3 separate regions of the Mus musculus genome follow, and all the other regions are linked to region 2. The links are chromatin contacts, found by Hi-C or POLR2A ChIA-PET in ENCODE. All regions are on one chromosome and are shown on one strand. Each heading gives the region's core, a stretch centred on a gene start or an enhancer-like site at or near the end of the contact. The rest is flanking DNA. Distances are from core to core; before and after follow the strand shown. Region 1 holds the start of Topors (topoisomerase I binding, arginine/serine-rich). Region 2 holds the start of Aptx (aprataxin). Region 3 holds the start of Nol6 (nucleolar protein family 6 (RNA-associated)).

Region 1 (2,700 bases), core at 187-2,686, 430 kb after region 2:
TATGCCTTTTAATTTTTAAGTCCTCATGTAATAGTTTGATTAATCTTTTTTAGCTTCATTTACAAATCAGTACAAGTAAAAAATTAGCACCTAAATTGAAATGTTTTAGGTAAAATGCAAAATAATTTTAATGGCCTTTTTTGGGGATTCTTTTTGTTGTTTTTTTGTTTGTTTTAAGACAGGGTCGATCTATGTAGTCTTGTCTGCCCTGAAACTTGCTATGTAGACCAGCTAGCTTCAAACTAGAGATCTGCCTGCCTCTACCTCTAGAGCACTGGGATTAATTCACCATCAGACCTGGCTTAAATTTAACAAATGTAAAGAAAGTATCTTTATAGTCATTTATTGTGTTGAGCAAATGTTGGAATATTTACAATGAAATGTATATTTGGTGAAAAATCTCTATTAAACACTTCCTGTTTTCCCTAGGGTGATACAATTCTGGAGACTGGAGAAGTAATTCCACCAATGAGAGATTTTCCTGATCAACATCATTGAAGAGTCCTTAAAAACTTAACAGACTTGTGTAACAGCACAAGTATGTTCCTAAAGTGCTGTATTTACTGAATCTGTTTCCTGGAAAAGTAATTAATAAAGCTTATTCTCAGAGTGTTATCACTGTCCGTGTTACTGTCCAAAGGTTCTATGATTTGAGACTAACAGTAAAAAGACAAATACTAAACAGAGCTATTAGCTACTTTTTTCTGTCCATTTTGATAAACAGGATGCAAAACACATTTTAGTCACAGTGTTGTTTACATACTGATTTGACATGAGGATGTGAAGTGTTTGAGCACTAGAATGAAAAGCTATGACCTGATACAAAATAGAGCCGGGCGTGGGGGCGCACGCCTTTACTCCCAGCACTCGGGAGGCAGAGGCAGGCGGATTTCTGAGTTCAAGGTCAGCCTGGTCTACAAAGTGAGTTCCAGGACAGCCAGGGCTATACAGAGAAACCCTGTCTCGAAAAAAAAAAAAGGGGGGGGGGGGTGTTGTCCGATCATTTTGAAAAATTGGCATGTTAACGCTTATCACAAAAGGCCACACGCAAATTTGTATTGTGAATTTTACTTTGAGTCTACATAGGTGCCATCTGAAGAAAAGAAGTGTTTGCTAAGAATTACAAAAGTTCGTTCAGAAGAACTTGTCTGGAAACTCCTTCTGTAGTTGTCGTCGTGCAGCTACAGTCGATGCATAGATGACGAATCCCCAAGAGAGCAAGACGATTGCAAGGAGCAACTAAAAGGAGGGGAGGAAAAGCAAAAAGAAGAAATCAATGTGCCGGGTCCTTTCCCTGTGTAGCCCGAGCAAGCAGCTACAGGTGGAAAGGCATCACATGCCTCTAACACAGTGCAGCCCAGAGGCAAGCAGGCCTGCAACCCCTGACGTCAGAGGCGGAAAAGCGTGTCCTCCAGGAAGAGGCGGAGCCGAGGGCAGGGCGTGAACGCTCAATTTAGGAATGGGTTCTGGAGTTCCAAGCTGCGAGCCAACAGTCTACCTTCGGCTCGCGGGCCCTGCCATGGTGCGCTCTGGAGCTCCGCTCTGCTCGGTACCTACCAGGGAGTAAGTCCAGTCCAGGCTTCGGCGACTCATCGGCCTCATGGTAAGGGAGCAGCGGGGACGGGGTGGCAAGGGCCCTACAGCCTGCTCGCGGGCGCATTGCACCCCGATGCAGCAGCCATTTTTCAGCGGGACTCTGCGCGCTCCCGCGGGCTTCCGCCCGGAGTTGGAACACATCACGTGATCCGGGCCTAGCCCGCCTTTCAGGCAGCAGAGGGAATAAAAGAGAAAATGTGAAGATCGCGCCTTTTTTGCGCTCACATAGGAATTCCTTAACTGCTTTATCCTGCATTTGCAGTGCGGTATTAATACAAGATAGTGTGCCATCGTGTGCATATAAAAGTTTATTGGAAAATAGTCCACGGTGGAAGAATCAAAGTTGCCGTCCCACACCCACATCGGTTTCCACCAAATGCGGATAGACCTTCATATGTTTATGCTTGACTTAAACATCTTTTACGTAACAAAAACATCGTTGGGAACTGTTAGTTGAGCCGTTCACCAAGAACAAACAGAATATTATCGCTGATGGCTGGAAATCTTTTCAAATATGTTGTACAGGTAGCCCGCATGGTGGATCTGCCGGCCAACAAGTGTTGACGGGCAGTTTGTCGAATGCTTGGGACTGCAGCAAGTTTGAAATACTAAGTCCCGAGAAAGGCAGCTTGGCAGGCCAACTATCAGGATGCTGGTGGTGTGCAGAGTGGAAGCCTGGCCGGCAGAGGCTGGGCCGCTCGGCTTTGGGCGCAGATGTGTCAGATACATTTTTAGTGTAGATTTCCGAGAGTGGAAAGAGGGAAGCGGGCCGCAGGGAGTTATGGCGGGGTAAAAGAAATGCCTGATGGTCAACCCAGCTGAAATAGACGGAAGGACCAGGGTGCTCTGGGAGCTCAGTCCAGTTCCCGTGGCACCATAGAGAATCCTAACAACTTGTTGAAGTTTGTGAGGTTCCACTGATACTGAGGCAGCCTTTCTGCATATTTGGTTGTGATTGTGGAGTTTGTGCTGTGCCCCCCCGCGGTGGGGGCAGGGCAGGGTCCGGGGTCTGTGCCGTAACGTCCCGCCTCCTGCGTGCGGCAGCGGTTTGGCGCATGCGCCCAGAGCTCGGGGGAAGGGGGTGGAGGAGCGGTGTTTTGCTGC
Region 2 (2,700 bases), core at 60-2,559:
TGGTCAGTGCACTGCAGACAATGGAATAGACCTAATACAGTGGCTAGGAAAACTCTGCTCAATTCTGCACAAATGACCCAGTTTAATTTTTAGCTGTACGAGACACAATGGAGACTGCGTAGAAGTCTTGGCTAAGAGGCCTAATCCTGAGGGAAAACGCAAACTGTCGGGTCACCAGATCTGCCTTGATGTCTTAGGCAGTTATGGACCACGTTCTCAGCCTTGAGGTTTGTACAGCTTGAGATTCCTCCTCCCTTCCTGCTCTGATCCTAACATACACCCGCATCTTCTTTGTCAACAAAAGCACGGCTTTCCCTTGCTCTCAGGGACATCCTCCCATCCTGTCTTGTCATCTCCATCAGACAGTGGAGCCTGCTTTTTCAAGAAAACAATAGTAACCCATTTGATCAAGAAACAAAAGAGCTCTTAGCTGAGAGTGGGGACGAAGACCTGTCATCCCAGTATTTCAGAGGTAGACGCAGGGGATCTTGAGTTTGTGATTAGTCTAGGGCACAGTGAAACCTTGTCTAAACAACCCCCCCACCCCCAAAAAAGGGGGCCTCCGTAAGGTTCAGTTTCGACTGCGTTTCAGATTCTACACTCTGATTTTACTCACGAGATAGGAATTCTTTCATCTGCCAAGAAGTCTTTAGTGATTTACAATACAAGACTTTCAGGGAACGTCCTGGAATTGCTATAAAAATCAGTACACATATGTCATCCCAACCTCCTGCTGATTGCCCTCAGTTCATTTAGAGAAGACATCATAAAAAAAAAATCTTAGCAGGGTTCCTCTGTCTCTCTCTTCAGTCTTTTTTCTCCTTATAGAGAGAAAGAAAAGTGTAATTTTAACGTGGGTGGTAAGGCACTCCAGCCTGTAGTTTAAACGATGGCTTCAAAGCTGTGTTTGGTAGCTCACATCTGCAATCCCAGCACTGGGGGAATCTAAGGAGATTCTCGCGAGTTCAAGACCAATTTGGGCTACAGAACGAATTTCTCTCACTACCTCCAACCTCGTTCTTTCCCTTTCAAAGATGGCTTTAACTTATAGCAAGCTTCCTGAGGAGGAAGTGCTAAAAGGCGACATGGCTGCGTAGATGAGCCACAGAAGACTGCTGTCTGAAATCTCTCCGGATTCAGACAACCGGGAGGCTGCGAGCAAAGGAGCTATCCTCACGGGGGACAACTAGCGGCTAGCGCCACTGTTCTACCTGGGTATCGGGCGAGAAAACGTTCCAGCCAATTCTCGAAAAGATACTGGAATCATCACCGGTTGCTAGGCAGCCGTTTGTGACGTCATCTCTCAGCACCGGAAGCGGCGAGGCGCAGTAGAGCAGCGTGAAGTTTGTGGGTGTCCACAGTCGAGGTAAGTTAATGGTCCGCCTGCCTTCGTAGTTTGCTGGGTTAGAAGCGGGCAGGGGCATTTGGCCCGGGCTGCTAACTCGGAGCGGTGACCTTGAGGGTGGAGTTCGAGGTTTCTTTCTTCTGGGCGGATTAGGCTCCACCCCTTGGTCTTGCTCAGGTGGGCGTGTTTCAGAGTTTTGTTTCCGCCGCATTGTTCCGGCCTCCCACCCTCCCCGCCCCCCATCCCCACCCGGCTCCTGTACCTAGTTGGCTGCCAGATCAGCATGAAAAGATTTAGAGATAAGAGTGGACAAAGTCCATGCAGCGGGGCTGTTCAGCCTGACAGGAAAGTGTTTCTGCCAGAAACGCCTTCCAAGAGTAACTCGAGGTGCACTAGCAGTGTCCCCAGCGGGCCTTAAGAATGCCGGAAGCAGTGTAAGGTCTTTCTCTTTACAATGCAGAGATTCAACAAAGCAGGGGTTTTTGAAATGACACCAATTTGGAATTGCTGGGTAATTACTTTTGAGAAATCGACATATATTGGGGATTTCGTAAGAGGCCCTTCCTCCCCACTTAATTTTAGAGGTCTCCTGTAGCCCAGCTGGCCTCCTCAAATTTCTGATCCTCTTGTCCCTACCTCCCAGTGATGGGATACAGGCGTTTGCCACTGGGCTTGGACAATTTTTTTTCTTCTTCAAGATGGGTAACAGTATGTAGGGTAGTCTAACCTCAAACTTCTGGATATCCTGTATTAGCCAGGAGCCATGCTGCATTCTTGAAAGATGGTATGTGCAGGTAAAGGTGCCTGCATGTATGTCTGGGGAGGGAAGAGTGAGGATGTTGGCCAGTGGAGCCAGTCTGTGAAATACTTAGCCTAATTCCTCTGAGAAATTAGAAGCTGAGAGTCTTAAGTTCAAGTCTGTGTTGGACATTAGTCCACACTCACTTGTGCTTATGCAACTTTAAGTTTAATTGGAAATTCAGTTCCTTACTTGTGTTAATGGCCCTTCAAAAGCTCAGTTATCAGTGTGGCTTGAAGGTTTACTACATTTCCATTGTTGAAGAAAATTCTTGTGCTAACAGCGCTTCAAGATAGATTTCTGGCCTCATGTCACTTGCCCTGTCATTTGGGTTTCCTAACGTCATTGTTTGTATATGCTAGGCCCAGGGCGTGGCACTAATAGGAACTGTGGCCTTGTTGGAGTAGGTGTGTCACTGTGGGTGTGGACTTTAAGACCCTTGTCCTAGTTGCATGGAAGCCAGTCTTCTCCTAGCTGCCTTCAGAACAAGAGGTGGAACTCTCAGCTCCTCCAGCCCTATGTCTGCCTGAACACTGCCATGTTCCCACCTTGATAA
Region 3 (2,700 bases), core at 117-2,616, 420 kb before region 2:
ATGAATCTCTGTGAGATCCAGGCCAGTCCGGGATGCATAGTGAGACTTTAAAACAAAATTATTGCATATAGGTGTGTGTACCACAGGAGTGCCTGGTGCCAAAGGATTTTCTAGGACTGGCATTACAGGCAGTAGTTGAGAGTTTCAAAGCTGCGTGGGTGCTGGGAAACCAAACCTAGGTCCTCTGCATGATCTACAAATGCTTTTAAGCTCTTGGCCATGTCTCCAGGGTGGAATTTTTTTGTTGTTATTTTGCAAAAACTCTTTTCCCCCATAATTATATTTCATGTTGGGTGTGTGAAAGCACACAGGTATCACTTGAATGCACTGTGGAGGTCAGAGGACAACTCGCAGAAATCACTTCTCTCCTTCTACTCGTGTGGGTCCCAGGTCATGGGCTAGATATGAAAGTCTTTTTTTTAAAGATTTATTTATTTATTATATGTAAGTACATTGTAGCTGTCAATTATGGATGAGCCACCATGTGGTTGCTGGGATTTGAACTCAGGACCTTTAGAGGAGCAGTCAGTGCTCTTAACCGCTGAGCCATCTCACCAGCCCAGTATGAGAAGTCTTAAAAGGTAGATGCTAAAGTGTCATTTGAGAGTGTCCCTCATAGTTCAGGTTCAGCATCGTGAATATTACTGGGATGAGCGTCCATGCCCAGTTCCAAGTAGTTTTCTAAAATAATATGTAAATAAAAGTAAATTGGCAAAGTACTTAGAACTTCGCTATTACGATGGTTCTGTGTTTAAAGTTTTGGAGTTTGAATAGGTTATCTTATATTTTAAGAAGGAAAAGCTGGAGAGAAGCTATGCTATTATGCTAGACACTTGAACTTTCTGTTTGTGGAAACAGAAAAAAAAACAAATTCAAGATACATTTTGGAGGTAGAAATCACATAACTTGCTCATAGACACGGTTAGATGCTGTGAACCACTAGCGAAAACAGACAGACGGACAGAGACAGACAGAGAGACACACACGGACACACAAAACCCCACCACACCGGAAGCCACAGTAAGCTGAGACAGACAGACAGACAGACAGACAGACAGACAGACACACACACACACACACACACACACACACACACACACACACACACACACACACACACACACACACACACACACACACACACACACACACACAAAACCCCATCACACCGGAAGCCACAGTAAGCTCCTCCCTTCCCGAAAGGGAAGTGAGGAAAAGAACGCGACGAGCTGCAGTCCCAAACGCTTCCGGTTTAGTGCGGCGTCGAGGCTGTAAATCGGCGGACCTTGTTTGGTTCCTCCCACAATGGGCGGGTTCCTTTGAACCACTGACCAATAGTGAGCGAGACGGCATGCACTAGCCCAATGGAACTGCAGTGGGTGGGGCCTGGGGCAAGGGTTTGAGCCCTGGAGTTGGCGTTTCGGCCCACGTGGGAAGCTACGGGGTAGATCCGGCTTGGATGCCAAGTGCTGGAGAGAGACCTGCTGTGAAGATGGGACCGGCCCCCGCCGGAGAGCAGCACCGACGAGCAACTGAGGACCCAGAGGTTGGTTGCTCAAAATGTGCTTTATTTTGACGACAGAGCCTGAGATAGTCAGGCCTGATACCTAGCCTGCAGGGCGGCCTACTATGATAGAAAAAAGATTACTCCAGGGCGGCCTAGGTTACTGGGAAAATGATTTTTAGGGAATCTAGCCTTGGAGAGATCTGGATAGAGCAGGAGAAGAGGTGATATTTGGGAAGGCCTAAGCCTGTCTCAGCAAAAGATTTGTGGTGTCCGGAAACAGGAGGGCATTGGAGCACTACCTCAGGCAGTGACTGGCAAACTCAGTCAGGTCTAAGCAGGACTGCATCCTCACGCTGTCAGATTTCTCTCAGTGATGGCTATCCCGAGTTTTATAAAAATCTTAACGCCCACTGAAAGGGAACAACTAGAGTAGATGAACCCTTTACCCACAAACTTGAGTCAGCTGATACAGATACCCCCCCCCCCCCCCCCCCCCGATTTCATGTTGGCATGTTGGTTTCTGTCTCTCTGGTCATAGGTGATGGAACTTGCCTTCGAAGGCATGGACAAAGAGAAGGCACCCTCAAGAAAGCGTGCAAGAACAGAGCCACCTGCAGAAGGCCTCCTGCAGCCAGTGAACCTCAGTCGGGAGGAGCTGTACAAGGAGCCTACAAATGAGGAGCTAAATCGCCTCCGTGAGACCGAGATCTTGTTCCACTCCACCTTGCTTCGTTTACAAGTACGTGGGTGGCCAGGGCATAGGTTAGAGGGGTTTCCGTGGGGTCCCGAGGCTCACAGATTCCTCCCTTCCCCCTGCTAAAGGTGGAGGAGTTACTAAAGGAAGTCAGACTGTCAGAGAAGAAGAAAGAGAGGATTGATAATTTCCTGAAGGAGGTTACCAAGCGGATCCAGAAAGTGCCTCCAGTCCCTGAGGCTGAGGTAAGGCAGATGGCCTTGGGACAGTGAGTCATGAGACCCTCTTTGCTGTTCCACGAAACTTGGTTACTAAGGAGATCATTCTCATTGCAAGAAGACTCAACCAGGACACAGGTCATGCATTTGTCTCTCAAATGTAGCTCCATCTTGTACAAGTTTTGTAGGTGTTTTGTTTGTTTGAACAGGGTCTTACATGCCCCTGGCTGGCTGGCCTTGAACTCCTGATTGTCCTGCATAGTTCCCAAGGACGGAGATTG

What was found. Hi-C counts contacts between places; a loop is a spot of excess contacts on that map. ChIA-PET counts read pairs that join two places held with the same protein, here RNA polymerase II (POLR2A).
Region 1: a map of T-helper 17 cell shows a loop between it and region 2 (4-fold over the local background). The contact joins the promoter of Topors here to the promoter of Aptx in region 2. A Hi-C loop is called at or near these places in 4 of 37 maps with a recorded cell type or tissue (T-helper 17 cell, gastrocnemius, regulatory T cell and 1 more). POLR2A ChIA-PET finds 5 or more read pairs at or near these places in 4 of 5 experiments (Patski and embryonic stem cell).
Region 3: a loop to region 2 is called in a map of v-Abl transformed pro-B cells, with 2.5 times the contacts of the local background. The contact joins the promoter of Nol6 here to the promoter of Aptx in region 2. A Hi-C loop is called at or near these places in 1 of 37 maps with a recorded cell type or tissue (v-Abl transformed pro-B cells). POLR2A ChIA-PET finds 5 or more read pairs at or near these places in 1 of 5 experiments (embryonic stem cell).

Annotation. Positions count from the first base shown.
Region 1 is chr4:40,268,577-40,271,276 of GRCm38, reverse strand. It overlaps Topors (topoisomerase I binding, arginine/serine-rich), which reads left to right and starts at 1,436. Exons shown (of 3, transcript NM_134097.3): 1 at 1,436-1,603. The coding sequence starts at 1,601. Smim27 (small integral membrane protein 27) reads right to left here and starts at 1,698. Exons shown (of 2, transcript NM_001349093.1): 1 at 1,558-1,698; 2 at 1,049-1,239. The coding sequence starts at 1,602. The coding sequence ends at 1,135. Ndufb6 (NADH:ubiquinone oxidoreductase subunit B6) reads left to right here. Exons shown (of 4, transcript NM_001033305.3): 4 at 430-686. The coding sequence ends at 498.
Region 2 is chr4:40,701,803-40,704,502 of GRCm38, reverse strand. Aptx (aprataxin) reads left to right here and starts at 1,309. Exons shown (of 8, transcript NM_001025444.3): 1 at 1,309-1,366.
Region 3 is chr4:41,123,005-41,125,704 of GRCm38, reverse strand. It overlaps Nol6 (nucleolar protein family 6 (RNA-associated)), which reads left to right and starts at 1,366. Exons shown (of 26, transcript NM_139236.3): 1 at 1,366-1,546; 2 at 2,046-2,246; 3 at 2,330-2,446. The coding sequence starts at 1,460.